Regions from separate parts of the Mus musculus genome. Here regions 1, 3 and 4 are each linked to region 2. The links are chromatin loops, found by intact Hi-C in ENCODE. Cell type or tissue: heart. All regions are shown on one strand.

What was found. Hi-C counts contacts between places; a loop is a spot of excess contacts. Peaks named below come from ENCODE experiments on the same cell type or tissue, not always from the same donor. Only the 100,000 strongest peaks of a DNase experiment are listed, where the experiment ranks them.
Region 1: a loop joins it to region 2, with 2.9 times the contacts of the local background. A loop is called at or near these places in 15 of 42 quality-filtered maps.
Region 3: a loop joins it to region 2, with 2.3 times the contacts of the local background. A loop is called at or near these places in 5 of 42 quality-filtered maps.
Region 4: it touches region 2 in a loop (2.9-fold over the local background); 6 of 42 quality-filtered maps call a loop at or near these places.

What each region holds. Positions count from the first base shown.
Region 1 is chr11:32,451,766-32,459,765 of GRCm38, forward strand. It overlaps Ubtd2 (ubiquitin domain containing 2), which reads left to right and starts at 3,605. Exons shown (of 3, transcript NM_173784.4): 1 at 3,605-3,781. The coding sequence starts at 3,712. In heart, a CTCF peak has its summit at 3,798 (motif pointing right); DNase peaks (open chromatin) are centred at 3,286 and 4,196; H3K4me3 peaks cover 2,935 bases; H3K27ac peaks cover 2,289 bases.
Region 2 is chr11:32,344,724-32,352,723 of GRCm38, forward strand. Sh3pxd2b (SH3 and PX domains 2B) reads left to right here and starts at 3,117. Exons shown (of 13, transcript NM_177364.4): 1 at 3,117-3,245. The coding sequence starts at 3,171. In heart, no CTCF peak of the experiment used is centred here; DNase peaks (open chromatin) are centred at 3,058, 3,508, 4,788, 4,938 and 2 weaker places; H3K4me3 peaks cover 2,671 bases; H3K27ac peaks cover 3,557 bases.
Region 3 is chr11:32,431,478-32,439,477 of GRCm38, forward strand. No RefSeq gene overlaps it. Among named protein-coding and RNA genes, the nearest start is that of Ubtd2, 20 kb to the right of the region's middle. In heart, no CTCF peak of the experiment used is centred here; a DNase peak (open chromatin) is centred at 4,444; H3K27ac peaks cover 653 bases.
Region 4 is chr11:32,599,299-32,607,298 of GRCm38, forward strand. Stk10 (serine/threonine kinase 10) reads left to right here. Exons shown (of 19, transcript NM_009288.2): 10 at 1,443-1,573; 11 at 4,369-4,492; 12 at 4,823-5,002. Among named protein-coding and RNA genes, the nearest start is that of Fbxw11, 39 kb to the right of the region's middle. In heart, a CTCF peak has its summit at 3,436 (motif pointing left); DNase peaks (open chromatin) are centred at 2,843, 5,613 and 5,923; H3K4me3 peaks cover 382 bases; H3K27ac peaks cover 1,831 bases.

The DNA.
Region 1 (8,000 bases), 110 kb after region 2:
AATGATCTGTAGAAGATGACAGATCCATCTACAGCAGCATGGCAAAGGAAATTTAGAAATGTGACAAAACCCAAGGCGTGGCACTGAAACCACCGCTACAGGAATGAATTTAAGGCACAAATGAGGGGGAAATAGCCACATTCAAACTGGCGTAACGCTGTCAAAATGGCAGTACTCGGGCACTCACCATTCACAGACTTAACACATTTCCCATTAAAATCCCAGCTGCTTTTTCCAGAAATGGGCAAGCTGATCCTAAAATTCATACAGAAATCCAAGGCGCCCAGAATAAACAAAACAAGCTTAGAAAAGAACAAGCCATGTGCAATAATAGCAAATATAAGTAGTTCCAGCTCCCCTGGAAGCTGGGGGCTGGGGTGGCCTGGGGGTGGGGCCAGGGATGGGGCTATGATGATTTGTGCCCAGGAATCTGAGGTTAGCCTGAGAAACATGAGACTGAAAGACCCGCATCTCAAGAGAGAGAGAGAGAGAGAGAGAGAGAGAGAGAGAGAAAAGGAACAAATCTAAAACTTACTGTAGAGCTACAGTAACAAAGTCCACCAAACTTGAATAATCATGGCATAAAGATCAATGACTTAAAACCTAGAGCTCAGGGCTGGTTGCGGGCTACAAGGGTAGATAGTGTCCAAAACAGCAACAATTGTGAGGCCAGGAAAAAAAATACCCTTCTAACACATATGGCTATGGATTAAATTTGTTTGTTTGTTTTTCGAGACAGGGTTTCTCTGTGTAGCCCTGGCTGTCCTGGAACTCACTCTGTAGACCAGGCTGGCCTCGAACTCAGAAATCCTCCTGAGTCTGCCTCCCGAGTGCTGGGGTTAAAGGCATATGCCACCACTGCCCAGTTGGATTTAATTTTTAAATTTTTATTACTTTGAAAAATCGTAGGGGAAGTGTATATTGTACATTGTTTCTGAAAGTTATTACAGAAGGTTATTAGGTGTGTGTGTGCTGTGTACATTGCTTGTGTGTGCACATGAAGGACAGAGGTTGACATTGGGTGTCTTTCCTCCATTGCTAATCACCTTTTTTTTTTTGGTCTCGGCATCAAGATTGGCCCCGACCGGCACTCACATGTACCCGCCCCACACAAAACTCAGTGGACAACCCTTAAGAAATGACATCCAAGGTTGTTTTCTAGCCTCCACAGACATTCACATACACATGAATAAACACACACACACACAGTTGGGCATAATGGTTCATGCCATTAATTCCAGCATTCAGCAGAAAAGAGGAAGGCAGATCTCTGTGAGGGTGAGGTCAAAGCTATATAGTGAGACCATCTCAAAGAAAAGGGAAAGGGAGAGTATATATAGCAATAATTTATCTACAGATAATCATATATATATATATATACATATATAATCATAGAGATATAAATGTATGAACATGTTTCTTAAGTGTTAGATTGGGCAAGCAATGAATTTAGATAGGTGAGGCTAGATATGGAGTAAACAGAGGAGTTAATACGGTGCCCCTACAGAACTTGGAGTATTACTTGTTGGCCCTGTTTTACCGGCAAGAAGAAACCTGGGCTCTACAAAAAGTTAAAGTCATACAGGGAATACAAGATGGAAGCCAGATTCCAACCCAGGAAGTTAATAGCAGATCTGGGGCTGAGTTACAGCTACATGACTCTGCTCCTGGGAACATGTGTCTCTGTTCTAAGATGCAGGCAGGATGGCGAGCAAGCACTGCTAAGAATCTTTCCACTAGATTGCTCTCTCTTGCTGGCGCCAGTGTACTGCTCAGCAGAAAGCCCTTAGCATTTGGGTGCCTACCATCTGTTTAATAGACATCGTACAAGTCTTGGTTGCTGCAATTTCTGGAGTGAAATTCAGGACAAAGCAATCTCTTTGCAAATTCTCAGACAGCCTCTCTCCTTCAGGGAAGAGATAAAGTGACTAGTATCTGACAACGTGAGCATTCAGCTGGGAAGGATCAGATAGACGGCTCTGTGACACGGCTGTTACCAAGCCCTTATGGAAAAGCAAGCTCTGAAAATCCGTAACAACATCTAACTGTATACTGCTTATTTTTTTCAGAGCTCAGGCCTACAGTGACGGTAAAGCTAATCCTTCAAGCATTAAGACAAAATAGTGGACTTCTATTTCAGAGCCATTTCTGTGTTTTCATATAAACCCAGAGCTTTGTTTGTTTAACCCAAATTTTTGCCTGCCTAGCAAATGAATACCAGGCCGCAAATTTTAATTTGGACTTTTTCTGAAAGCTAGACTCCCAGATGTGAAATAACCCCACTCAAATGGTAGGAACATTTTTAAAGCTGTTGATTGGCACTGCCAAACCTTTGCAAAAAGATTGAACCAATTTACACTCCCACCAGCAGTGCATGAGAATACATTTAAATGCAAATCCTAAGAAGCAGACTGTCTCTTTCTTAGGTATTTCACTTAAAAAAAATTTTTTTTTTAATGCTAAGCAAAAGCTGACCCAGGGTTTTATAAAAGGAAAGTCTGGCATAAAAGTGGAACAGCTTAGGCAAAAAAAAAAAAAAAAAAAAAGAAAAAAAAATGCTTTCAAAGACCCAAGCACCCAAGCAGGCCGATAAAAATGTTAAGGCGCCACAGCAAGGAGCACAACTCCAAAGGGGCCATTAACAGTTTGGCTTAGGTTGGGATGGTAACCGCCAAGAATGTTGGGCGTGGTCAATGTACCAAATTCTAGTTTATAAAATGCAGAGTATTAATATTAATACTTCACTTTGTTCTAAAGACGACTTAAGATGTCTAATGCCAGGATCTAGAGTGGTAGTATTGTCGGTAAAGCGAAGCCTGTGGGAACGATACACACACCCGTGCCCCTTCGCTCCCCGCACGGGACAACAGGCCTGCACAATCAGAGAGCACCTCTACCAAGCGGGCGCAGTGATGGCAGGGGCTGCGGACCTGGGGTAAGGGAAACCCAGACTCGGTGGCCAGCTCGCTGCTTTCCACAAATTCAAGGGGTGCAGGGACTTGCGGTCAGGCTAACCCCTCTAAGCACGCCCAGCCCGTCTACGACCCAGAGTCTCCTACGACTCCTCGGTACCCTCTCCCACCGGCCACACCAGAAGGAGCCCCACCTCGTCCTCAAGTAAGGACGAGCTGGCCACTTCGTCCTTACTTGAGTCCTCCCCCTTCTTTCCGGCCCACCTCCGCTTGCCCCCTACTCTCCCGGCCTCGGGCGCTCGTCTCCACTCGGTTCTGCTCGGTATTCTCCGCCCCCTCGGTGCATGCAGCCAATCAGAGCGCGGCCCCGCCCCTCGAGGCCGTTCCAGCGGGCCGGCCGAGTGCAAGCCGAGCCCGGCTGAGGGTGGCGCCGCGGGCGGGGGCGATGGGGCCTGGCAGCCGGGTGGCGGCGGCGGCAGTGGTGGGGCTTGCCTAGACGCGGGGGCGCGGGGAAGTGAGGGGCGAGCGGGCGCTGCGGCCCGCCCGGGATGGGCCAAGCCCGGCCTGGCGGGGCCGAGCGGGAGCCGAGGAAGGCACGCGGGCCGGGCCTGCGGGCCAGGCGGCCGGGGGGCTGAGGTAGAAGTGGGCGCGGAGGAAGGGGCTGGGCGAGGCGGTGGGAGGAGCGGCGAGGGGGCGGAGGCTGAGCGGCGAGAGAGCGGCGCCTGGCCCGAGGCGGCGACGCGGGAGCAGGCTGAGGCGGCGGCCGGGACGAGCGCCCTGAGGTGGCGGCCGCGGCCCCATGGGCGGGTGCGTGGGCGCCCAGCACGACTCTTCGGGCAGCCTCAACGAGAACTCGGACGGCACGGGAGGTAGGTGGCGCCAGGGGGCAGCCGCGGCCCCCCATTGTTCGCGGCGGCGGCCACCTGTCCCGACCCCGCGCCCCTTTGTCGTTTCTGCTCTGCGTCGGCCCCGCCACGCGCTTCGGGCCCCACGCGGGACCGCGGGCCTAGGCCTGGATTGGGGGGTACTCTAGCTGGGAGGACAACTCGGCTGCCGGATTGCGGCTCGTGGGGCCGGGGAGGGGGACAGCCGGGAGTGCCCCCGACGGGCCCCGCCGCACCCCCAGCCCTTCCCGCGTCGGCAGAGTTGGCCGGGCTCAGCTTTCCTGAGTTTCGGATGACAGCTGCCCCGGTTGGTTCCAGTTTCTGGAGCTGGGTTGGGGAAGTCTCCAAGTGGCCATGGGCAGTGTTTTATGGAGGAGGGGGGAGACGATCGGCCCGAGGAAAACGTGGCTCTCTGCTGCTGCCAGGGGCGTTAGCCCAATGTGCCGTCGGGGCGCACTCGTCAAATTCCGATGTGTCTTACGTAAAAGGAAAACGTGCAGGATAGAAAGTACCCCAGTATAAGATTAGTGCTTTGAGTAAAAGTTTTTCCAACGCGACTCGCACTTCTGGGTTACCGTAACCGTGATGAGAGGTCTCTTAATTCCATTCGTAGTCGTTGTAGAGGGATAGGAGTGGTAAGATTGACTCTGCTTTTATTGACCTTAAAAGTGCGGAGCCCATCCAGTATATAGAGTGTGTAGAAGTTCGAACCTTGTAGAAAAGAGCCACCAACCAGGGATAACATGATTTGATTCGAACCTTGTATTGGGTGCCTTCAAATCGGGTGCATATTTTAAAGTTGTTTAGTTGCATGAGAATAGGCACATCTTTTCACACCTTGAGACGACTCTTAGGCACCCAACTTTTGTACAAGACATTTCCCTTTTTACGTGATGTTTTAGCCGTTCCACTTCACTAAAATCTCTGTCACTAAATGTTGGGCAAGTTATTTGAGAACTCAGTGAAAACTGTCGTGAAAAAGTAGTCCATGGAAATGCTCCTTTGTAGTGGATTTCACGTCACAGCCTATTTACTTGGTGAGGTCCTTTTGACAACAAAGCCCAAGTGTAGAAAGGGCGTGATACCACTGGGCTGAGGGCAGATCAGTGATCAGATGGTACCAGTTAAGCATGCTAGTACTTACTAGCATTCAGTATAACTTTGACATATGTTAAAATTATAATATTCCTTTAAGATTGAGCCTTTTGGCAGTGCAACTTAGGATCCAATCACAGTATTAGCATGAGCTTTTAGAAGCATGAAATCCTAGCTTTAGATAATTTCTACCAGTAGCCTACAGTTAGATAGCTCTAATATCTGTTTCTTTCAACATTTAAGTTTTCTGGACCATAATCTGCAGTTTTTCTAAAGAGAAGTTTTAAAAGAGGGAGTACCCCGTCTTTTTCTTCTGGGGAAAGGACACGGGATAGCCCTGATGTAGCTGGCAGAAGACGGGTCTGTAGGGGATAAAAGAATTCTTTCTGGAATTTAATTTTGGAAGCCTTTGTTCTCCATTACTGTCATGAGAGGTAAGAGCTAACTGGAGCCAGCAACTCTGAAGGCTGGAGCTAGATGATCTTAAGCTCCAGGCCAGACCTGGCTGCATAGCAAAACTGTGTTACCAAAAAAACAACAAAAAGTTACTGTAATATGTGTTTCAGTTTAACATGTTAGCAGTTCTTTTTTGTTGTTGTTGTTTGAAAGGGAATGACTTTTTTCCTAAGGGTGTTAGCAAAGATCTTAGCTTTTCAAACATCAGCAGTTTTAATCTGGTTATATTGATTTTTATCAACATGGAGTATAATGCAGCCTTCAGATGTATTTCATGATGGTTAACATTCATAGTGCTATGTGAGCACCACCATTTTAGAATGACCCTAGCCTTTCCAAGTCAGCTGGCTCATAATAGATATAATCTGAAATACTTGGATATTGTATTTTCCTTTTCCTTCTGGATCCAAGTATTTTTAATGTGAGTATAAAATATCCAAAAAAAAAGTCATCTTAGGTAGATTACTTCTGTGAAAGAATTTGGAGAATTCTTACAGAACATTATAACACTATGGTGATGGCTTAATTTTCACACTAAGACTTGTGTTTGAGTTTTTTGGTTTGGTTTGGTTTGGTTTGGTTTGGTTTGGTTTTTTGAGACAGGGTTTCTCTGTATAGCCCTGGCTGTCCTGGAACTCACTTTGTAGATCAGGCTGATCTTGAACTCAGAAATCCGCCTGCCTCTGCCTCCTGAGTGCTGGGATTATAATTTTTTTTAAAGATTTATTTATTTATTGTATGTAAGTACACTGTAGCTGTCCTCAGACACTCCAGAAGAGGGCATCAGATTTCGTTATGGATGGTTGTGAGCCACCATGTGGTTGCTGGGATTTGAACTCGGGACCTTCGGAAGAGCAGTCGGCGCTCTTAACCACTGAGCCATCTTGCCAGCCCCGAGTGCTGGGATTAAAGGCGTACACCACACTGTTTGAGTTTTTTATGCTATCTAGAGTTCTTCTGGTCTACCTTATCTAGAATTCAGGTTTGGGTTTTAAGGTACATAGGCTTTTTTTGTGTGTGTGTGCCGAATTTGAAACAAGACAGGTCTTATAGATTCAAGATTAGCTAATGTACTCCCCACACTTTCATTTCCTTGAGTCTTCCATGGTTGAGGCATTTTTAAATAGCGTATTCTCTATGGTTCTCTTTTTAATAACATTGTGAAGCTGGACTTGGTACTTAAGACCTGTAGACAAGGGGTAAGGGTATGTGTGTGTTGCAAATATAAATGGAGGACAGACAGTTTTTGGTTCTCTTCTTCTACCATGTTGGTCCCAGGGATTGAACTCTGGAGCCTTTATTCTGGTCCCTTTATGATTTTTTAGAAATAAATATTTAAGGAGAGCATCAATACAATTAATTGGAAACAAGCCAGTGTGCTTATTTTTTAAGTTTATCTCTTTAGTGAGCTCTTTAGTGACACCCAAGAGAACCAGTTCTGGTATTTGCAGGTTCCTAGGTTCTCAGGAAGCTAGGCAAGTGCTGGACATGTGTTGCCTTAATCACTACTTCAGGATGTCTTTGCATCGTTATGGAGTTCTTTCAGATACCCATTTATAGCAGCCTTACAGACACCTACTCAGTGAGTAACAGTGTCTTTGGAATTATAAAATCTACTGTATTTATCTGGTATTTATTATGTAACGAGTCCTGTGCTAAGGGGTTAATAGATGCATTGAGTCTACAATTCTTTGAGATGAATATCAGTCAACCTATATTGTAGGTGAAGATTGAAGCCTGAAGAAACTAAATAATGTCCTCCATGTCATATAGAATGCTTAGAATGGCAGTGAGAGTTTTTTATTCAGGACTGAAATTAAAAAAGCTTTCCTCCTTTTCTTGTTTTATTTAAGAAACTACCATAAAATGTGGTATTAACCTTTTTTGTTGTTTGTTTTTGTTACTGTTATTAAAGACAAGGTCTGTCTGTGTAGCCCTGGCTCTCCTGACTCTGTAAACCAGGCTGGCCTCAAACTCAGAGATCCGCCTGCCTCTGCCTCCTGGGTGCTAGATGCAGTGTGCCACCACATGTTGATAACTATTTTGAATGCAGTTCAATGTTCTATAACTGTCATCACCATCCACATCCACATTTCTTTTCTTCAGAGGCTATGTCTCTCTCTTCTCAGTCTCTTAATGCACCTTTTTTTTTTTTAAATGATGTTTACCTGTTCAGAATGTTTCATATAAATGGAATCTCATAGTAGTCTTTCCTTTGTGGTTTATTTCACCTAACATAATCTTTCTGGGCTCATCTAATAGCAGGTGTCAGTATTTAATCTTTTTATGATTGAATAATATCCTGTTGTAAGTGTGTATACATTTCTCTTACCTAGCTGCCTCTTGCTTTATATTTGAGTTGTTTCTACATTTTGGTGCAAATAATAAATTTGTGAGCTTCAGTTGCATAAACATATATTTTCATTTCTTTTAAAAAAAAATACCTAGAAGTAGAACTGTTGGGGAATTATGACGATTCTACTTATCTTTTTGAGGACCTGCCAGACTTTTTTATAGAGCCCATACTTGTCTTACATTCCTACCTGAAATCTCTCTGCAATTTCTCTCCCTCCTCACCAGCACTTGTTATTTTCCATTTTTCAGGACATCGCAACTCTAGAGGTTTTGAAATGCCATGTCCTTCAGGTTTGGT
Region 2 (8,000 bases):
TGAGACCGGTTCTCTCACTGAATCTGAAGCTCACATACTTGCTAAACTGGCTGGCTAGCAAACCACTAGGACCTGTCTGTCTCATGTCCCCTGCCTCAGTGGAAAGCTGACAGATATGAGCCACGGCACTCAGTTTTATATATGATGATTAGAGATCTAAACTCAGGTTTTTATGCTTGCTCAATAAGTGCTCTACCCCTGAGCCATCTCCCCAGCACCAAAAGAGAGAGGTGACTGGTCGGGAATGAGGCTGAACATGTGAGCAGGAGCTAAAAGAGGTTCAGGGTAAGAAAAAACATGGATGGAGTTTGGGCAACACCAAGATTAAAGTTGAACCTGAGACTTAATGAGATTTAAGGGAGAGTTTAGCTGTTATCAGTTTACCTGGTAGAAAAATCACAACAATACAGATACTGTCCATGAGATACCTCCCTCAGACAAGCCTCTGAGACTGTGGCTGTTCTCATGCCACCTGTGGATAAGAAGACCAAGGTACTTGCCCAATCTCATGCCCTGTTAGGCACAGATTGATGGCTGAACACAAAGTCTGGAGTCAGACTCTCTGCAAATGTCATGTCATCTCAGCAACGTCATCACAGGGAAGTACCTGTCTGTTTACACCTCCTCAACCTCCCCATCGGCAAACAGGAAGGATGACTTGTAACTCCCAGGGCTATGAGACCCTAGTAAGACAAGACCCTAGTAAGTAAAGTGCCAGGCCAGCCCCAAGCTCACAGACAGACCTCAACAAATACTGTTAGGCTGATAGCTGGGCTGGAGCAAGCTTAGGACTAAGTGAGATTTCCCTCCCACTTGATTCACAACAGCAAGAGAAAAGCACTAACCCCCTTGTAAAATTCAGCAGAGTTTAAACAGCAGAGGTCTTTTTCCTGTCATTAATCATTGGGGAAAAGCAAATAAAAGCTACAGTGAGTCACTCCTGACACCATTGAGATGGCGTGGTCAAGAACAATAGAAGAAGCAGTAAGTAAGGGGCAGGGGGGAGTGTTTGGAAAAAGCTGGGCCTCTTGTGCGCTGCTGATAGACTGGAGAGATGGCTGAGTGGTTAAGAGCATGGACTGCTCTTCCAGAGGTCCGGAGTTCAATTCCCAGCAACCACATGGTGACTCATGACCATCTGTAATGGGATCTAATGCTTGCTTCCAGCACACAGGTGTACATGAGATAGAGCCTTCCTATATATAAAATAAGTAAACAAAATTGCCACCAGGAAGACAGGCATGCAGCGCCACAAAAGAATGAGCAAATCCAGGTAGAATTACCATGCAATCCAGAACATACTCTAAAGAACTACTGAGTAAGGACTTTGAACAGACATCTGTATGTCAACATTCCCAGCAGCCTTAGTCACAATAGCCCAAGGGTGGCAACAGCCAAAGTGACCACATTTATATGAATAAAGAAAAGGAAGGGCTAGGAAACACACAATGAAAAAGTATTCAGCCACAAAAAGGAAGGAGGTTCTGAAGCAGGTAGCAAGGACGCAGATGCACCTTGTGGGTGCTTAACTAAAATGAGGCGGACACCCAAGGACAAAAGCTGCAAGGCTGAACTGTTGTGAGCGACCCAGAGTGATCCGACTCACACTCAGAAATCAGCCGGCAAGGGTGGGAGGTGGAGGATGGGGGCAAGGATGACGGGACAGGGAAGATGATGGCATTACTACAGCTACAGGCAGAGCTGGGGAACTGGGAAGTGGGAGGAGCTAGCTGATTCAGGTACATCCAACTTCTACAGTCTGTGCTTCTGCTTTGTGCAGGACATGAGAGAAACCAGCGGGTGCCTTGGGTGGCAGCTCTGCTGGGGAAGCACCTTAGGATCTGGTGCACTGGAGGGAATTACTGGGCCAGGGAGGGCCCTGGTTCCAAATGGATGCCACTCTCCACAATCTCCGAGTGGGTCAGTAAGAACAGCTTAATCAAGAGCGCCAAGAAGATAGTCCTGTGCCTGAGGCAGCACAAAGCCATCTTTGGTACAAAACTGGCTTTGGTAAAGACAATCCTCCCGCCTTGGCCTGGTACCAATCAAGTAACCCCTTCTATTAGTGAAGCCCATCCAGACCAGCCTTCAAGGCCAGAACAGCAGAAAGCACGGACAAAGAAGCCAAAAAGGCAATAGAGGGGTTTCCAGAGGGATTCAAAATAAAGTAGTCTGCAAGGCCTGCCTGGACTGACGAGAACTCTCCCTTAAGAAATTCCTCGACTGATCTATGGGTGGGGAGGTGCCTGAAGGGGAACCCCTGCTTCGTGGCTGAGAAACCACTACCTGCAGTCTGAACTTCCTATCCATGGTGTTATGTGTGTCCATCCATCCATCCATCCATCCATCCATTCATTCAGCCAGCATCTGTTAGTTACTGAGCGCCCAGCCAATGCTAGGATGAGCTAGAGAAAAGAGATGTGGAGCCACTTGTAGCTTTGCTTTGCTTAGTGTGGGGCAACCATGGGTTGGACCCACCTGCTCCATGAATCTAGAGGCTGTCCTCAGGTCCTCTGTAAAAGGCGATTAACCATCCCCTCCTGACCCCCAACTCCCAGGTGTTGTGAGATTTTAAGTGAGCATCCGTGATAATGACAGGGCACAGGGCCAGGTGTGGACTCAGTCCCCCACGGGGTCAGGGGCTTGCTACCTACCCAGCATCCCTGCTCTCTTTCACCTTCGCAGCCCTGTGCAGGGCTGCCAGGCCATTTTTGCAGTTTTTCCTCTCCCTGTCATAGACAGTAAACCCAAGAGACCTAGTGACCACCTCTCCCTGACCCCCAGCCCCCGCCCCCAGCCCTGGGGGCAAGCGATCGGATTTATAGCGACTGGCACGCCAGCGGTTCTCACACACCGAGGGGGATGGGCAACCTCCCTGAGCCCTTAACGGGAATGGAGAGCTCGAGCAAGATGCTTGGGTGCCTGGGTTTAGAGTCGCCAGGCCCGGGCGCGGGGGGCGGAGCGCGCCGTCCCGCCGGGCGCGGGGACAAAGGCCCGCGGGCGGACGTGGCCGGGCCGGGCCGGGAGGGCCCTTTAAGCAGGGTGGGCGGGCGGCGTGGAGGCGGGCAGGGGCGGGGCGCGGAGGGCGGTGGCGGCGGCGGCAAGTGCTCGGCGGCAAGGATCGCTTTGGCCCGGCCCGGCCCGCACGGCGCTGGGCGCGGAGAACGGCCATGCCGCCGCGGCGCAGTATCGTGGAGGTGAAGGTGCTGGACGTGCAGAAGCGGCGCGTGCCCAACAAGCATTATGTGAGTCGGCGTCCGCGCCACGCGGCGATCCCAGCCCCGCGCAGAACTTGTGCCCCGCGCCCTCACCGCCGTCTCCCCACGCGCCCCGGGTCCCCGCGCCCTCCCTGCTGTCTGTCTCCCCACGAGCCCTTGGTCCCTGTGCCTTCCCCGCCATCTCCCCGCTCGCCCCTTGGTCCTCGCCATCTCCTCGCGAGCTCTCGCCTTGCCCACCCGTACAAAAGTCTGGCCCCAGCCGCTGCTGCAGACTAAGACAGAAACCAGGAGAGAAACCCACGGAGCCGTGGGTCTCAGGCCACCCTCCTACCCAGAGGCGCCCAGCCTCATAGGATTAGCGAACCTAGCCCTTCATCCTTCTGTGCATGGGTCATTTGAGCGCCCCTTCCCTGTAACTTCCGCTTAACAATGTGGGAAAGTTTCCCCAGGAGTAACCCCCCTCTGTGACAGGAGAATTTTGTTTGGAGCTGCTAAGGTGTGGAGGAAATGGGTCCCTGGCATCATTTTGCAGATGGGAACGCTGAGACTCAAAGGCTGAGGATTCTCAAACGTGGACGATGGGCCTGGGGCCCACGGTGACCCTCAAGTGGGAAGTGGCCTCTCAGGCTGCTTGGGGACTTTGTTGGAGGTTGAGGTGGCCTTGGTTCCACCTCAGAGGTTCTGGGTAGTAGGACAGTGGATTTAGAGGAGGCCCTGGGGACTTCACTCCAGGTGTGAGGGGGACTGGCTTCCCTGTGGCTGTGCCAGTCCTGAAGAAGTTAACCAGGAAAGAAAAAAGCAAGAGGGAGGGAAAAAAAAATCCTAACAAAGAAGTGAGGAACAATGACTAGAGAGGGCGTTGGCTGGAGAAAGGCTGGCCAGGGGCCTCCCTGGAAGCCCCTTTGGATCTATTTGTTTAAGAGATCCATTCTTACAAAGCAGACAGCTATACATGCCTTCCCTGAGTCGCCCATAAAATTCTGAAAGGAGATGGCCGGGTATCCACTGTACTCTACAAGAAAGGGTGTGCTGTGTTCCAGTGTATTGTTATAGTCTAGGCCTTCAGTAACTCAGCCCTGGGCCAGCCAGCGGGGGGCTGCTTCCTGGACCTGTGGTATCTTTAAATAGAGCTAAGTTTTCCCTGCTTCAGAGCTCAGCTAAATTGTCTTGGTTTCCCCACCCCCACTCCCTTTCCCCCCCCCCCCCCCCTTAACTATTTCAAATGCTGCCAAGTCTTGGTTTCTTGTTGAAGCCTGTTGAGTTGCCTCTTGGGTATGGGACAGTTTTCAGCAACACACCAACTGGAGGAAGTCTGAAATTCTCCTCCATGCCGCCTTCCACCAGATCCGACAAACCAGAATAGATAGAACCACCAAGGACTGGGTGTCACCTTCTACTCCCTTGTGGTGTCACACATGTTTAGTGGTGGTCTTCTCAAGTCTGTTTCAAGGATGGGGCAGCTAACAGTAAGGAGCAGAGCAGGCCTGTTGGACCAAAGACGTTGGCCCGTCAGACCACGCCCCTTTCCACATCCCACACACCCACAGAGGCCCTGGACAGAACGCTCCCAAAACCTGGGAATCAGCTCAGACTTTTGTGGCTTTGAGGGGTACCCCTGAGGTTCTAGCCAGTTGTCCAGGGCTCCCTGAGCCAGGTATGTGTAGCCCTCTAGCTTGGGCAAGCTTAGCTCTTCGACTCCCAGGCTGCTAAATATTACTTCTTTCAGTCTCTGTGTCCTCATTTGTAAGATGTGGTGTTGATGCCTCCTCCCGAGGAAAGGGGGGGCGGCAATCATGTGACTGACATGGGGTTTCTTAACTGCAGCCCTGTGGCGTCTATGTCTCTCTGATTGAAATCATGCGAGAGCTTGTTCTTCTGTTTTCGGGCTTAGTCACCGCTGTGACGAGGGGCCTTCTCCCTGCCATCCAGTCTTTGGTTCCCCAAATGGGGGTTGGAGTATAGAAGAATGCAGCCAGAGCCATCCAGAGGAGCAGATAAGTTGGTTCTATAGTGACATCGTCCCAAATGCAGCAGCAGCAGACTGGACTATAGTGCCTGCCCCCAAGCTCCACACACAATAAGGAGTGGGTGTGGAGGCAGATGTTGGAGGCCTGGCTGATGTTACCTTGCTTCTGGCCTCTACACAGCAGCTTCCCTTTCCTCAGTTGTAAGAACAAAAATACAACCAGATATTGAGTGTGGCATGTCCCCTTGGGGACCATCTTAGTCTAGTTTCATTGTATAGCCTAGTACCTGAGGCTGGGTACTTTGTAAAAAGAAAATAACAGCCATCTGGGAAGCTGGAAGTCCAAGATTGGACTGTCGCATCAGTTTGGCCTCTGGGAAGGGCTTCTTGCCCACGTCAGAGTTGTAGGTGACATCATGGTGGGAGCACGTGTAGAGGGAGAGGTTATGAAAGGGGAGCCTAGAAACCAGAAAGGTGGGGGAGGGGCCACCTTGCTCTTTTGTAGTATGAACCTTTGGGAACGATTGTCCTAGGAGAGCTACCAGAATCTCTTTTAAGCCACATAACCAATGACCTAACTACCCTTCCCTAGGCTCCACCTCTTAAGTCCTGCCACTTTTCCTGGCATGACCCTGGGGACCAAGCTTCCAGCACATAACTCTTGAGTGTGAACAGACCATATGCAGACCTTAACAGGGGTGACAGCATGCATTTCTGCCCCAGTCAGAGCATCACAGTGCAGTGCGCACACCAGTTTGGAGTGTCCTGGCTGCTGTGTCCCCCTGATGCCATGCCTGGAAGGGAGCAAGCAAGTCACAGCTTCTGAGGCTACAGTTAGACAGCAGTGCCTGAGGCTCGGGGCTGGGTCCCCTGCTCCACCTCCATGTCTGGTTAGCAATCTCTTCACAACGGCCATCTTCTCCTGTGGACAAGGCCAGTGTTGTCACTATGCAGCCTCTGTCATGCCTGTCCCACTCAGAGTCTGGGAATTAGAATGAGTGTGAAGGGAGCCCCTCAGAGGGACATGCCAGGGCCACCCTCCCTAACGGGAGTGTTTTCTAGAAACCTGTCAGCTCCGGGAGTCTTGTCAGGTTGCCCTCTCCTACACTACCAAAGAAGAGTATCCTGAAGAGGACCTGATGAGGCAGATGTCAGGGTCAAGGGCACGTTTTATTTTGTTTATAGAGACAGGGTTTCTCTGTGTAATACTTCTGGCTGTCCTACGTAGACCAGTATGTCCTCAAACTCACAGAGATTTGCTCGCCTCTGCCTCCCCATTACTGAGATTAAAGGCATGCTCTGCCACGCCCCGGCTGTCCTAACAGCTCTTTAAGGATGGTAGACTCGTGTTGTGTGACACCAGTGTTGCAGAGGGACAGAGAGAATAAAGCCCATTCCTGCCCATCGACTCTGCCTCTGTCAGGTTCTGCTTCCGTATGTGCTTCAGATAATTTCTGTCTTTATATTTAAAATAAATCCTGGTCACAGAGCACCCCGTGTCCCCTCCCAGTCATAACTTTCCCCAAGCCACTACCCTACATTTGTTATTTACCATTTACACAAGCTTGTTTTGTTCTTGGAGACAAAGTCTCACTACATAGCCCAGGCTGACCTTGAACTCACAGAGATCTGCCTTTACTTCCAGACTGGAGAGATGGCTCAGTGGTTAAGAGCCTTGCTGCTCTTGGAGAGGACTTGGATTGGATCCCCAGCACCCACACCGCACTTCACAACCATCTCTAACACAGTTCCAGGGGATCTGATGCCCTCTTCTGGCCTCCACAGGCACCAGGCACATGTGATGCACATACATCCAAGCAAAACATCTATACACGTAAAATTAAATATGGGTTAGTAGGATTTTTTTTTAGCTGCTTTCCCTGGGTATCATTTACACATCGCCACAGTGACCCATTATGACCGCAGAGGTCACTGGTGTTTGTAGTAACTGAATAAGGCTGAATAGCCATCACCCCAGTCCAGTTTTATAACCTTTCTATCACCCCGTTTGCCATCAGTATCCCCCTCCTTGACCTTTACATGTTTTACCTGATAACCCGCCCCCCTCAGTCTTGTCTTCAATGTTTTGAAACTATAAAAATCTTGCCTTGTTTAGATCTATGTTAATACCAAAGTTCATTTTAACTGCTGCATAGTATTCCGTTTGTGACTATTTCCCTCTGTCATCTGTAAAGTTCTCTCCTACTGGGGACTCAGGGATGCTCTTCCCAGTAGTTAGCCTGGTGGAAACTGCTCCCATGTATAGACTCAGAACAGGAGCTATGCTGGGTCTTGGAGGATGTGTTCAGCTATGCATGTCAGCCTATGAGCTGTGTCCCTGGGCTCTGTCTGCTCTCAACCAGTCTCTTTATTATCAGCCTTTCTAGTTGATGTCAGTCTGCGTGCTTCACGGCACGCTTGTCAGCCCTTCCTGCTTGCTAAGGCAGTCGGTCGAGTGGCCTTTTGTGCCTTCGTTGGCCAGCTGAGAGTCCTCCTCTGAATTGCCTGTGTGTCCTTTGCTGCTGGCTCAGTGTGCTTTGCCTTTCATCTTCTCTTGATGTGAAAGGTTTATACATTTGGGATAGTAATCTTTCAGGTGGTTAGATTAGTGTCCTCAGTTACCCCTTGAGGAGACTGTAGGTGCAGAGAATCCCAAGTATGTGTGTGAGGTCACATGACTAGGGGACAACGCATGGAAACTGAGATAGCCATGTTTGTCCAGGTGATACAGGCTGCCTTGAGATCCCACCATGAAGCTGGGTGACCTTAAGTGGCTTACTGATGTCCCTCCCCTTCTCTGAGATGCCAGGTTCATT
Region 3 (8,000 bases), 87 kb after region 2:
ATGAAGTAAATACCTAATAAAAATTGGAGGAAAAAAAGATGCCTGTTTACAAAAATTTAAGTATATTGTTATATATTTCTTATGAAAAGAGATTACATAGAAATTTACAGAAATAAATAAGTAATTCTGAGGGTAAAAAAAAAGTATATAAACACCTGTAGAAGTCTTCGATTTGATTTAAAACCATTGGGTCACATGGTGCTTGCATGTGTGTATGTGATTTATACTTCTGGGTACAGTTGTTCACAGGCCGGAAGACGACATCAGGTGTCTTCCTCTACCCTCTTCATCGTCTGTGATCAGACAGTGCCTCTTGTTGATGCTGGAACTCACCCATTTTGGCTAAGTCGGAGTCAGTGAGCCTCTGGGATCTGTCTCTTCCCATCCCATGGTGCCAGGATTACTGGCACTAAAGGCCATGCATGATTTCTGTTCAGAGCCTGGAGGTTTGAACTCAGATCTTCTCACTTTCACAGAGGGCATTTCTTCACACACAGCTATAACCCCAACCCCTATGTTGAAGCATTTGAGGGACCACCATAATGTTTCTATAGCTCCCCGTTATTAGTTTCTGGTCACATTCTTGAATAAAAATGGTTGTTCAAATTTAGGTGAGTTTGTACCCACCTAGAGATAGCAAACTTCTTATACACCCCTAGTATTTACACTTACACTATTTTAATTATGGTACCAATATATAATATGTATATAAGGAAAACAGGTGCAAGCGTCCTCCTTGCTGCTATAATAGAAATCAAAGACAAGCGCCTTGGAGCTGGAGCGATGACCCAGCAGTTAAGAGCACTGGCTGCTCCTCCAGAGGATTTGAATTTGATTCCCAGCATCCAGATGGCCACTAAGAATCTCTGTAAGTCCAGTTCAAGGGGCTCCAATGCCATCTTCTGACCTCTCAGGGCACTAGACACACATATGGTGCACAGACATATATGTAGACAAAATACCCATATACACACATGAATACATATTTTTTAAACTATGACCACCTTTAGAAACCACTCACAGCTACCAAGATTGTACCTAAGCAACACTAACAGCCTCAATGTTGCTACTCATCTCCAACATTTGTGTATTATAAACATGTTCATATATTTACACATATAAGTGTGCATACATTATGCCCCCCAGCTTTGCTGCAGTTGTCTCTCTGCACACGGACATATGGAGTCTTAGTGGGGGCAGGTGCTTGGAGTCTTTCTAGATATGCTGTACTGTGAGGCTCACCTTACTCTAATGGCAATACTGGAGAAGCTTTGGCCAGGCAGAATCCATTTTACCCTCATTGGGCACAAATATATCACATTGGTATGAAGTCACACTTGCATCTTTTCTCCTCAGCCTGGGAAATTAGAAGTACCAGTCTGAGGCCCCCATTCCCTTGTTCAGAGCACTTGGTTACTGGAGCCAACATGCGTGTCCTTTAGCATTTCCACGTCCATTTTTATCTTAATGGAATCAAAATGAAAACCAGAAAGTCAATACTTCGATGTATAGCTCACTGCTAAGTTGCTTGCCTGGCACAAGCGTGGGCCTGAGTACCATCCCTGATGCTGTAAAATGAGAAAGGAAAGGATGCCAACATTCTCATTGGGAAGTTTTGCTTTTGTTTTTGTTTTGTTTTTTATAGGCATGTATTACTACTACTCTGGGCTCCACATTAGCTTTTTAAAATTTATTTATTTTTATTTCATGTGCATTGGTGTTTTGCCTGCGTGTGTGTCTGTGTGAGGGTGTCAGATACCCTGAAAATGGAGTCACAGACAGCTTTTGAGCTGCCATGTGGTGCTGGGAATTGAACTCAGGTCCTCTGGAAGAATAGCCAGTGCTCTTAACCTCTGAGCATCTCTCCAGCCCCTGGGAAGTTTTGTGGGGTTTTTTTGTTTATGTTTTTTTGTTTTGTTTTGTTTTTTTCTGACTCTGCTTTACCATCCAAGCCTGGAATGAACAGACTTCCCAGCTGGAGACTTTCTGAGGAACTTCCCTCCTTTTTGGGGTGCCCTCTCTACAGGGCAGAGGAAAGCACAAAAGCTTGTGCAAGCTCTGGGTGATGCAGAAGTGCCACACAAGATTCACTTTGGACTAGAACTGGCACCCCAGTGACACATGGCAATAGGGGGGCAGGACAGACAGACACAAGGCTCCTGTAGTTTCCTTCTTGCCCCTAAATAGACTGTCGGAAATAGAATGGGCAGTAGGAAGCTGGTCAATTTAATCAATAAGTTATTTCATATATTTCCATATGAAAACAAAAAAGAGTGTGTCGTGCAACAGAATAAAAGGTGACCTATATCTTAAGATAAAACTTCAGAGATAAAGACTTCATAGAAATATTGACTTTGGTGGGCTGCTTGGGGCCAAGCCCCAGAACTAGGCTCAGAAGAGAAAGTGAGACAGGAAAGAGGACCAAGTGTTCTGTCACTAGACCACAACTATGGGCAGACGTGCTTTCCAGTTGTGTGCCACTGGCTGGGTGCATTGTCAGTTCACACTAAATTCTACCTAGCATGCTCAGGAAAAAAGTGGCCCTCACAAGGGCCCTGGCCTTCCTGGCTGACAAAGGAAGAGTGTCTTAGTTAGGGTTTTACTGCTCTGAACAGATACCATGACGAAGGCAACTCTTATAGGGACAACATTTAATTGGGGCTGGCTTACAGGTTCAGAGGTTCAATCCATTATTATCAAGGAAGGACCATGGCAGCATCCAGGCAGGCATGATACAGGAGGAGCTGAGAGTTCTACATCTTCATCTGAAGGCCACTAGAAGAAGACTGATGCTTCCACACTAGGTAGAACTTTAAAGCCCACCCCAACAGTGACACACTTCCTCCAAGGCCACACCTACTCCAACAAAGCCACACCTACTCCAACAAGGCCACACCTACTCCAACAAGGCCACACCTACTCCAACAAGGCCACACCTACTCCAACAAGGCCACACCTCCAAATAATGCAACATCCTGGGTCAAGCATATTCAAACCACCAAAAAGGGTTTGTTTATAAAAGCAAATTCTTCCCCCAAAATTGGAGCTTTTCAAAACTTTTTCAACCAAGGACTGAGGAGATGATGTAGTCATTTAAATGCCTGCTATACCAGCATGAGGAGTTAAGCTCAGAGCTCCAGCACATACCTTCTTCAGATGGACATGTTGGCGTGTGCCTGTAATCCCAGCACCCAGGAGGCAGAGGCAGAGTTGCTGCAAGTTTGAAGTTAGCCTTATGTACATACTGAGTTCCAGGCTAGGCAGGGCTACAGCAGGCGATACTACCTCAAAACAGAGACACTTCAGCTCTTCCCCAGAGCAGGAGAGTGAGGCCTGCACCTTATTAAGTGTTGTCTGTATTTAACTGCCTTTATTTTAACCCTTGGCAGGGTTTTAGTTAAGAAATGCATGTTTTAGGAGAAAGAGTCACTGAGAAATTCTCCACTCCCAGGACATATTTCAACTATTCAAAAGCAGGACAGGAATAGAAAAGACAATCAGAGACTAGTACCTATTTCCTCTTTCTTTCCTTCCTCCCTCCCTCCCTTCCTCCCTCCCTCCCTCCCTTCCTTCCTTCCTCCCTCCCTCCCTCCATCCCTTCCCTCCCTCCCTCCTTCCCTCCCTTCTGTCTTCCTCTCCCTCCCCCTCTCCCCCATCCCCTTCTCCTCCTCTCCCCCTTTCCTCCCCTCTCTCTTCCTCTAGTTCTCTTTCTCTTTCTGAGACAGGGTCTCACTGGGTAGCTCTGGCTGGTCTGGAACTTCTGTGTAGACAAGGCTAGCCTTGAGTTTGAGAGACCTGCCTGCCTCTGCCTCCTCAGTTCTGGGATTAAAGGCTTGATACCCACTCAAGTCTTCTTGATCACTTTTTATTTTTTGAGACAAAGTTTCTCAGCTAACCTGAAAAAACAAATTTGAAAACAAACTCAGTGAGCAAGGCCAGCTGGACAGTGAGCTTCAGGGACCTACCTATCTCCAACCTCCTGGGTTTCAAGACTTTTGACTTGGGTCTGGAGATCTGACCTCCGGTCCTTGCATTTGTGTGTCAGGCACTGTATTGGTGTTACCACCTCCCCCACCCCATCCCCCATCTAGAGCTCTCCTTCTCACACCTGAACACACGGAAGGTGTGGGTACCAGACCACAGGCTCACATGGCTGCTGTGTGCCTTACTCATCAGTTCCGTCATCAGCTACATCATCCTATGAGGCTGAGGACAGCAAAACACTGTGGAGACAGCAAAGTGCTTTGCTGACAGGGAGACCAGTATAGAAGCCTTCTTCTAAGAACAGTCTCTGTCTGCCCATGGGGGAGGCCTGGTACTGTGTTCATGAGAGGCAGAGCTTACCCCTCCCCTCCAATAAGGGAGTCAGTAACATCTGCGGAGAACATGCTCTTGGCTGGGCATTTCCCTTGTACACACATCATCTAGGAATGCGGGGCCCCTTGAGCAGGCCCCTCCTTTATGGCCCAGACTCAAGGCAAACAGATTTCCTGGAGCAGGGCTGCCTCGAAAAGAAGGGCCTGGGCTTGGAGCCTGTGTGGACAACCCTGAAAGTTCTATTTGTGCCTGAGAGTGCAGAACACCCATCTTCTTTCTGGAATCTACTTCTTTCTGGAATCTACTCTAAATCATGTGTGTTGCTGGGAAACTGGAAAAGAAGGATGTATTTATAGTGTGACTAGGAAGACCCCTTATGAAGGGCAGGCAACTATGTAGAAGGTTATAGGACAGCTGCAAAAAAACCCTAAAATTCAATGATGGAGGGGCACAAAGCAGGAAAAAGCAATCTGTTTGTACAATACTGGAAAGGCCAAAGCCCTGTGCATGGCAGCATCGTTATTAAAACTTGACCTGGCCGGGCAGTAGGAGGCAGAGGCAAGAGGATTTCTGAGTTCAAGGCCAGCCTGGTCTACAGAGTGAGTTCCAGGACTGCCAGGGCTATACAGAGAAACCCTGTCTCAAAAACAAAACAAAACAAAACAAAACTAAAACAAAACAAAACTTGACCTGAGTGGCCCTGTACCCATCACTGCTGTCACCTTGCCCCGCCTGTACCAGCCATTTTTCAATATTATATTATAAATAGATTAACTAAGGCATGACATGTGTCACCTTAACAGGAAGCTTTATCTCTGCGACAATAATCAGAAAGCTTTGTATAGTTTGAAGAAAAAAAAAAGTAAGTTCAGAAAAAATGAACTAGCATCATGTTCCAGCTAGGCTTAGTCTCATGGTGAGGAGCCTGACTCCGAGGCCTGCTCATTCTCTGTCAGGAGACAGGGAAGTCAGCACCCTCTAAGAGGCATTAAAGACAACACCAAATGCAGGTTGCACAGTCCTTAGAACAAAAGAGCGGCAAGATCACTGGAAAGTCCCAAGTGCACACAACTCAGCACCAACCATGCATCTGACCTGCCCATATTAACCTGTCCACACTTGAAAATATGTTGGATTTCCATGCCTTGGTCAGGTCTCAAGAGCAACAGCAATGCAACCAGAAGACAGATGTGGTAAGGAATCAGGCCGAGGGAAGCGGCTCTCTGGAAGTCAGCCGTGTAGCAGGGGACAACACATATATTTCAGACTCTCCAAGTGACAGGCAAACAGGACAGGCACACCTAACTCACCTTTTCTGGGTTGAGAGATAAGTATTCAATGAAGTTTATGGTTAAAATGATTTTGATTGTAATTAAAATTATCTGATTACCTTTTCAAAAGTCCCACCTAAAATTAAAATAAGTTTTTTTTTCAACTCATTGTGTCAAAGGAAACAAAACAAGAATTCTCTATAGAGACTGTAGCTTTAGCATGTGTCACACTGCATTGTAATCTGTTGTTTATGTGACTGTCACCTCCACTAAACTGAGCGGGACCCTCTAGGCAAACATCTTCTGTCACTCCTCCTCTCCACTTCCAGAGTCTCTGGGAGAGAGCTGGCTTCTCAACTCCCCCACTCCCCCACCCCTGCCGTTTGCTGCGTGAACAGGCCCAGATGGGACAGAGTGGAAGAAGGTGAAAAAAGAGTCAAGAAAAACCCTAGACTGCTTCTGATTTGTTTTCTTGGTGTGACACAGAAGCTAAACAGGTTTAGTGATCTGAGATTTTTGCCAGCAGAACACAGGCGGCAGTGACAATACCTGTGGCATAGAGTTAGTGTCAAGATTACACTTGGGATGATTCACACAGCTCTGGGATACAGTTAACAGCAGCTGCCACCACTATCCTTACTGTATGACAGATTGCAAATGACTTAGCTTGTTCAATACAATTAATAAAATTAGCTTGTACAGAAGTAGCCTGCAAGGACATATATGACCTATATATATATTGAGTATCTTAGAACTCAGAATCACTTTGAAGTTTAGATTGAAATATTTGCATATTGCAAAATGAGATATGCTAGGGAGGAGACTGAGCCAAATATGAAATTGATTCATGGATCATCTACACATAGCCTGATGACAATATTATTTTAATTTTTTAAAACTTCGAGGTTTTTTGGGGGGGTTAGTTATTTTTATTTGTGTGTGTGTGTGTGTGTACTTATATGGTGTGTGTGGGGGGGGGGTACACGTGTGTTGCAAGGCATCTGCCCTTGAGGAGGATGCCGGGTTATCCTGTTCTACCTTTGAGTGTCTTGTTCCTTTGAGATAGGGTCTATCTCAGCTTCACTCCTGCTGCTGTGATAAAATACCTTGGCAAAGCATCATTTGGCTCAAGGTTCAGGTACAGCCCAGCTCTTCCAGGAATTCAAGATGGCAGAAACTTGATGCATCCGTAGTCAAGAACAATAAATTAATATATGCATGGTGCTCAGCTCCTTACGCAGCCCAGGAACCCTAGTGTTATAGTTCCATTCTGTTGCTGTAAACAAACAAACAATAAACACTCTAAGAAAAACTTAAGGAGGAAAGCGTTTATTTGGCTTACACTTCCAGGCCACAGTGTCCATTGCTAAGGAAAGTCAGGACAGGAACTCGTGGAGAAACACTGCTTCCTGGCTGGCTCTCTGACTCACTCACAGGCTCATGATTAGGAAGCTTTGTTATACAACCCATGATCACCTGCCTAGGGATGGCGCCTCCCACAGTAGGCTGAGCCCACTTGTATCAACTAATACTCAAGACAATCCCCACAGGCCAATCAGATCTTGGCAGTTCCTCAGAGACTTTCATAGAAACTCTAGATTGTATGGAGTTGACAAAGGTAACAAGAACACCCAAGCCCAGAGTATGGTATAGCTCACAGTATAGTATAGCCCACAGGGGGTGAACCTTCCCACATCAATTAATGTGATTAAGATAATCTCTCACAGACATTCTCAGAGATCATTCTCCCAGACGACCCTAGATTGTATTGAGTCAACAATTGAAATGTAACTGTCCCCTGATTTTTCTCACTGAACCTGGAGCTAGGCCAACAGCCGGAAGACCCCAGTGATCATCACACTTCCCCACCATCAGCCCTGCCCTTCACATCCAGTTTTTTAAGCAGGTGCTGGGAACTTGAACTCAGGGTCTCATGCTTGTCCAGCAGATGCTCTTATCCACTAAGCCATCCCCCCAGCTGCGATCCTGTGGAATCTCTCAGTTGTGGCATCATTCAACGCTCAACAAGTTTATGACTTTAGAGTGGTTCAGGCTTCAGCTTTCACATGAGGATCATCAAAGAGTTCCACCTGCACTTATACACATGTGCACACAGACAATGAGTGAGCTGTTGTTTGTATAGAGTGGACATTTGTTGAGGTTGGCTATTTTTTTTTCCTTTCTTCACGTAGCATCACCCCCATTTGCCTTTGAGGAATCACTTTCCCTTCAGTAATTTGGATGGGACCAGCTTCATTCATTGGTGGGCACGAGCACGTGGCCTAGATCTAGCCAATAAGTGTATCCCGCTCTACAGAACTCAAGCCACGCTGGTGGGACCGGATCCCAGGACCTTTGCTGCAGAGTTTGATGGTGATGGCGAAGACTTGTCAGACTTGTTATTGTCTACTT
Region 4 (8,000 bases), 250 kb after region 2:
TCAAATTTCAAAGTTCAGTTAAAGAGTTCAGTAAAAGTGGGAAAGAACATTCCTGAAGTGGAGGTTCCCCGGCTTGGGGGCAGCTCTGTGACAAGTGCTGACAGATATATTCAGTGAGGGTGCCATCACTCTCCTCTCTGGCCTCCTGACTGGCAGTGGGTGACAGTAAATAGTGTAGCCACCCTGTGCAAATGCTTTAAAGAGAACCAAAAGGCTCTTCCTTCTCACCATTTCCAAATGGGCAGCGGAGACTCAAAGAAGTTGGCAGCTGGCACAAGGCTGTGTGGGTGAAGATAGGGAGGTGGCCAGACTTCGGGCTGGGCTCCTGGCCTTGTGTGCCTTTAGCCCTTTCCTTGTCCAGCAGCGAGGAGGAGTCACCCCCTTCCTTGTCTGCCTCCAGCAGTTCTGCTAAACTTACTGTTGGCCACCTGAACCCCCAAACATCGGCTGATGTGGGAGATCTGGGGGAGAGAGTGATTGACGCTGTGCACTTCCCTGTTACCTTCTAAGATTTGCTCAGTATAAAACACATGGTAGGAAGATGGCACATCTGTCAAGTGCGAGGCCATGAGGGTAGGAGCAGCTGACAGCTCCGTAGGAGCAGCTGGAGCAGAAAGAAGCTCGCTCAAGCGGGAGCCTCCTTGGAAGCTTTTTGTTTTATTTCTTCAGAACTGACACAATAGTCATGTAGTTGCCCAACCGTGGCCAGCAGCTTTTATATAGAAGTGTCTTGTACTTCTTGGGCCGGAGATGTGGTCCAATGGTAGAGTGCTTGCATTAGGTATATGTGGCCCTGGGTTCAGTCCCCAGAACCATTAAAAAAAAAAAAAAAAAAAAAGGCAGTAAGTGTTGAGAGCCCAGGTGAGATACTCTGGGCAGAAGCATACAGAACAAGGAACCAATTCTTAGCCTGCCTGGCGTAGCCACTCCTCTTGAAGGGGCTGGAAAGCCCTTGGGCTATGTAGCAGAGGCAGGGTTAGGTTCTAGTATGAAGGGCCTTTGGAGCTGGTAGAAAATTCAGAGTCAGTGGGCAGGACAGAGGCCATCAGAAAACCAGTACCGGCCCCTCTCAAAATCCTCAACTGAGTTAGAACTGAACATTTCCAATGGGCAACACATACCGTACCACCATGACACCTTAGAGAGGGCCAGGGAGTCCTCTCCAAGCAGCCTGTGTGGACTGCAGTTATTCGGTCACAAAGCTGGCAGTGGTCAGTGAGGGTGAACACACAGCTCTTTTTTATGTCAGGTCTGGGTTTTGCAAGAAGCCCTTAGTGAGTTAAGAGCCTCTCTCGTACCAGCAGAAGGTAAGTGGCCTAAGGCCAGAGGCTTAGGCCTTGCTTGGCAAGCTTGAGGAAGGGGGACAGTGGATGGCCACATCCTTCCTGAGCCCAGGCTGCGGACCTTACTCTAGCTGAGTTCCAGCACGTTCTCGTTGCCAGGGCTCAAAACTGCACAATAAGACCCTGAAACGGACCCGCCGGTTTGTGGTGGATGGTGTGGAGGTGAGCATCACCACCTCCAAGATCATCAGCGAGGATGAGAAGAAAGACGAGGAGATGAGATTTCTCAGGCAAGTCCAGGGAGGCACCAGCGTGGGGACGGGCGGGTGCCCTGGGAGTGCCAGGCATCGACCTTGTGGGTGGGACGGCTGTCCGTCCATGGCGTGAAGTGGGGGGAGGGGCTGAGGCAAAAGAGTGCGTTTGAGACCCTTTCTCCTGCATTCATGTACTCACACATCCATCTGTCCGTCTGTCTGTCTGTCACTTGTCCGTCTTCTCACTCGTCCACATGCCCAGTGTCCCATCTACTCAACCTCTATACACATAGCCATGTCTCTGCTCCTCTGCCTAGCAACCTAATCCCCATCCATGCATCCACCCATCCATTGGCCTATCCATCTGTCCTCTCATTCTTCCAGCTGTCTACCCACCCATCTACAGACCACCTGACTGTTCATCTATATTTTCTTCCACTTATTTGTCCATCCATCCATCCATCCACCCATCCATCCATCCATCCATGTATTTATCTGCCCACCCATCTGTCCACCCAGTTATCCATCTATCTATCCACCTACCCATGTCTGTACTAATGTCTAATATAGTAATGTATTAATGTACTCATGTCTATACCCATCTATCTGTCCAACCATCCATTTAGTCCATCCATCCACCCACCTCTTCAGTTATCATTCATCCTACATCCACCCAACTATCCACTCCTGAATCCTCTTCTGGGGGGGGGGGCAGACTGAAATCCAGATGTGTGAAGCGATGCCCCGTGTCACGTTTATACCTATGGGTCCCAAACACAATACACAGGCTAATTCGTGGTTGTGCTGTACACTGTGAGGATACACAGAGTGATGTAGTAGTCAGTGCCTGAGCTGGGCACAGGCTGTTCTCAGGGACCTCCCCACCACCACCCTGAGCTGAGCTTGTGGAATAAGGTGAAATCCCCAGAGCTAGGGCATTTGGAGGGAACCTGTAGTTGCTGAGGCCCTGACGAGTGCCTCTTGATTTATATCAGGACCTTAGAGAACAGGGACTCCAGGCCAGAAGGAGAGTGGGACTGTGGTCTGTGGGGGCCAGACCTGAGCTTTGTGTGCTTCGAGGGAAGGGTGAAGGATTCCAGGCTCGGCAGGAGGGGAGGTGACACATAGTGACAGGCCCTGATGTCCCATCTGGCCACTGGGGCTGTCTAAGACTATCAGCCTCATGCTAGGCTGAGCAGGGCAGGGCTGGGCTGGGCTGGGCTGGGCTGGGGCGGAGGCCAGCAGGGAGCAGAGGTCGGATTCAGTGAACATCTCAGAGGCAGACCAATGAGAACGGGAAGGAGTGGCCAAGAAGGGAGGTACAAGGCAAGCCAGCCACTTAACTGAAGTAGCCTCTCAAGCTCCTGTTGTCACTAACAGCCTTGGGGAGGGAGGAGGGGGCTGTTCCTCACACCGTGTCTATTGGCAGATAAACTGCAAGCGTTGGGTCTCTAGTTGACAAGTGAGATTCTGCCTAAGTTTTCAGTGTTTAGCGCCTTCCCGGGACTGCGGGTTGTGGGCATGAGGATGCTCGGAGCTCCCTGAGACCAGGGCTCTGCAGAGGCCATCATTGCTTTGGAGGAAGCATCCAGCATTCCAGAATAGAAATAGTTTAGGATGTTCTAGGGATTTCCTCCAAGTCTTGGCCAGTGGAATGAAATTTAATTATAAACGACACTGTTAAAAACATCCTTTAAAAAAAAAATCACGGGGGGAGGGTATGGGGGACTTTTGGGATAGCATTGGAAATGTAATTGAGGAAAATATGTAATAAAAAATTTTTAAAAAAAATCACGGGCTGGCAAGATGGCTCAGTGGTTAAGAGCGTCGACTGCTCTTCCAAAGGTCCCGAGTTCAAATCCCAGCAACCACATAGTGGCTCACAACCATCTGATGCCCTCTTCTGGAGTATCTGAGGACAGCTACAGTGTACTTACATATAATAAATAAACAAATCTTTAAAAAAATGAAAAATAATTTTAAAAAATTTTAAAAAAATCACAGCCGGGCGTGGTGGCACACGCCTTTAATCCCAGCAGTTGGGAGGCAGAGACAGGTGGATTTCTGAGTTCGAGGCCAGCCTGGTCTACAGAGTGAGTCAGGACCGCCAGGGATACACAGAGAAACCCTCAGAAAAAACAAACAAAACAAACAAACAAACAAAATCATGTATTTTTTAAAAATGTTTGAAAAAATCCTTATTCAGCCGGGTGGTGGTGGTGCACGCCTTTAATCCCAGCACTTGGGAGGCAGAGGCAGGCGGATTTCTGAGTTCAAGGCTAGCCTGGTCTACAAAGTGAGTTCCAGGACAGCCAGGACTACACAGAGAAACCCTGCCTCAAAAAACCAAAAAAAAAAAAGAAACAAAAAAATCCTTATTCAATCCAGAAGTGAAACTGGGGTGCCAAAAGGCTGTAAGATATTGCCAGTATCTTCCAAAATGTTCTTCTAATTTATATCAGTATTGCCTGGAGTATGAATTCTTCTATATACCTATAGTTGCCTTTTATATTTTTCTTTTATATTTGTATCTCATATCAAAGTTTTCTTGTTTCTGCACTTGTTTGCTTTATGTCTGTCCATATTGTGTACCACTTTTGGGGGTGGTAGATAGTTCCTTCCTCCTTACTGATTTGTAAGTGTTCTTTATATATGGAGGACACGCACCTTTTTGTCAGTGGTTATTGAATGAAGCCTGAATCTTGGTCCCGTCCCTGCCTGAGTCAGCAAGATTCAGCTGCACAGCCCATCCTTTCACAGCTCAGACTGTGAATACCATGGTCTTGGGGGCCCCCTTCCCACTGGAAACGTTTGTGTCTGTCAATCCGCAGGCGCCAGGAGCTCCGAGAGCTTCGGCTTCTGCAGAAAGAAGAACATCGGAACCAGACGCAGCTGAGCAGCAAGCACGAGCTGCAGCTGGAGCAGATGCACAAACGTTTTGAACAAGAAATCAACGTGAGTGAGAGGAGAGCCCCCGGGAGCTTCTGGCCTGTGGGTTTTCTTCAGGTGGAGGGTTGGGGGGGAGGGGCATTGTAGAAGTCGTAGAAGGGTGGTTAGGTCACAGTGACCCTGAGTCAAATAGGAACACCCCTAGAGGAAATCCCCTGTGTGGAGTGCGGTGCCATGGTCCTGCCCGGGCAGAAGAGGAAACAGAGAGGTTAAGTAACTTGCCCTGAGACACACAGCAAAGGGTGGCTGGGCTGGGACTCAAGTCTGGATCTTGAACAGACTCTGAGGTATGAAGTGGCTCCTGGATACCTCTTAGTCTGTCTGTGCACCTTCCAGGCCAAGAAGAAATTCTATGACGTGGAGCTAGAAAACCTGGAGCGGCAGCAGAAGCAGCAGGTAGAGAAGATGGAGCAGGACCACAGCGTGCGCCGCAAAGAGGAGGCCAAGCGGATCCGCCTGGAGCAGGATCGAGACTACGCCAAGTTCCAAGAGCAACTCAAGCAAATGAAGAAGGAGGTGGTGAAAGGCTGCGGGTCGGGGAGCCGGGCCGGGGAGCGGGGCGGGGGCGGGGCAGCAGAAGAACCTGGAAGCAGGAGCTGACATAGATGCCATGGGGTTGCTATTTACTGGTTTGCTCCTCACGGTTTGCTCAGCCTCCTTACTTGTAGAAGCCAGGGCCACCAGAACCAACCACAGTAAGCTGGGCCCCCTACATCAGTCATCCATCAAGAAAATGCTCCCCAGGCTGTCTACAGGCCAGTCTGGTGATAGTCTTTTCTCTTTTAGGGTCCAGCTTTCCAAATGACTTTAGCTTATGTCAAGTTGACATAAAACTCGCCGTCATAGCCTCCCTTCTTGGGGCAGCCACACTGGGGGGCCTTGTGCCCAGCCACAAAGCTATGACACTTGTAGTTCTTTCTCTGACTTTTGGGTGCCCCTTTCCTGTGTTGGCTTTTACCCCTAGCTGGGTCCTTTCTAAGTGCCTTCTGTCAGCTCCTCCTCCTCCTGGCTTGGGGGTTGGAGAAGGTTCAAGGCCACCACTCCATATGATGGTGTAGCCTGCATATAGCCAACACACACCTTCCTGAGGCCCCCAGGCAGCTAGCTCTGGGTCTTCCGTGCTGTCCAACGCACTGCAGCTGCTTCTGTGTCGGTTGCTGTAACTGAAGCAGGGAGCTCTGGTGATGGGGAGGTTGGCTCACTAGATTTTCCCTGAGGAATTTTACTCAGTTTGCGGGTTGATGAAATTCTGTAATGACTTGTCTCTCAGAATCTGTCCCTGTCATGCAGCTAAGTTTATAAATGGTTCTGAGTTCCCTAGCCCTGCACACCAGATCGCTGCAAGGAACCCTGGGGGCTTCTTAGTTAAAAGCCAGATTGTTTTTCTGGTTGGGAAAATGGGGTGCCAATGCAGTAGATGACTTCACTGCCCTGGAATGCAGCTTCTCTGCCAGAGAACAGGGCTCACTGCAAATGGTCCCAGGAGTCCTTGGGCCCGCCTCTTTGCCAAGTGGCCCCACAGGACTCTGCCTTCGTTCTTCTTCTGCCCCTTCCCACTGTCATCAGAATGTCTCTAGTGTCTTCCATGCCTTCGAAAGGAAACTCAGACCCTGTGCTCGATTGCTGCTTTTAATGTTCTGTCTCCCAAAGCAAAGCAATCAGCAATCAGTGAAAGTTCAGTTCTGAGTCTAGCTCTTACGTCATGTGGTAGAGTGGTCACGGTCACTGGGCTGGGACTGGATGCCACGCCTGGCACAGAGGCCAAGGTACACAAATGAACTGTTCCTTTAGGAATTTTATGTAAATCTGTGTTTCTGAGCTGGAGTCTTCTGTCCCCAGCTCTCTGGGACATTGACAGTGTCTGCACACATTTTGGAGGGTGTCACAGTTTGGGGATGGAGTGGGGCCATCTGTTGATCTCCTGCTGACATCCTGTGAATGCATAGGTAATCCCTCCTCACTCTCAGTAACACAGTCACCCAAGGAGGGAACCAGAGATGGCTCAGCACTTAAGAACACTGGCTCCTTTCCTAGAGGTCATGAGTTCAATTCCCAGAAACTACATGGTGGCTCACAACCATCTGTAATTGGATGCCCTCTTCTGGTGTGTGTCTGAAGACAGCAACAGAGAATTTACATATATTAAATAAATAAATAAATATTTTTTAAAATATAAAAATAAAAACCTGGGAAATGAAAGAGAGGGTGAGACAGGCTAAGCTTGTGGGGGTTGGAAGTCAGATTGTGAGCACGTGTCGATGACATCACACAGATGCTCTGAACCAACCGTGTGCTTCCTTGCTGCCTGCATGCCACTTCTGGGTGAGGTGTCTGTCCCAAACTCTTTTGTTCCTTTATTTAGCTGGGAGATTGGTTTCTTTTTACTGAATTCTGACATTCTCTTTATATTTGGGACTTTATGAGATGTTATTTTGCAAATATTTATTCTCCTCTCATGGCTTGTCTCACAAACCTAATTGTTTTCTTTTTTCTTTCTTTTTATTTATTTTTTTTTAATTTTTTTGGTTTTTTGAGACAGGGTTTCTCTGTGCAGTCCTGGCTGTCCTGGAACTGTTTTCTTTAGGGATGACTCTTTTGATGGCTTATTTAAGAAGCCAAGGAATCCTTCCCCAGCCCAATGGGATGTGCGGTCTTTTAGAAGTTTACCATGTTTGGTGTTGTATTTCCCCATGAGATCATTCTGTAAGGAGTAAGGTGTGGACGGGCTCAGGGTTTGCTGTGGGCTGCCTGTCCCAGCACTGTGTGTTGGAAATAGCCACCTCCTTCTGCCAAGTTTTCTTTAGGGAAAAGGAGTCGACCGTGATGAGCCGATCTGGTTTGGTGCATTTAGGGTCTGCACATCGCATGGGTTCATCTGTCTGTGTCTGTGAGCCCAGACTGGTGAACCTTGGCATCAGGTAGTTTGAGTCCTGAGTCACTGGCTCTTCCCCCTCTCTGCCTTTTCACTCACATCATAGTATTACCTTTGTCTATCAATTTGGGTGAAACGGCCATCAGAACAACACTGAGCCTCCGATGACAGGTTTTTTGTTTGTTTGTTTGTTTGTTTGTTTGTTTGTTTTTCAAGGCAGGGTTTCTCTGTGTAGCCCTGGCTGTCCTGAAACTCACTCTGTAGACCAGGCTGGCTTCACACTCAGAAATCCGCCTGCCTCTGCCTCCCGAGTGCTGGGATTAAAGGCGTGTGCCACCACCACTGCCTGACTGTTAGTGATTTTTAATTTTTTAGCATGCAAATCCACTCTTGATTTATTAGAATTAGATTTATGTCTTCTGGGGAGGGTACTTTTATAAGATACTTGGAAATTATCAATTTAGAGGACTGGAAAGGTGGCTCAGCAGTTAAGGGTACTTAACTGTACTTTCAGAGGACCTGGGTTCAGTTCCCAGCTCCCAGGTTGCAGTTCACAATTCTCTGTAACTCCAGTTCTGGGGGGCAGGACTCCCAATTCCCTCTTCTGGCCTTTGTCATCACAAGGCACATATATGGTGCACA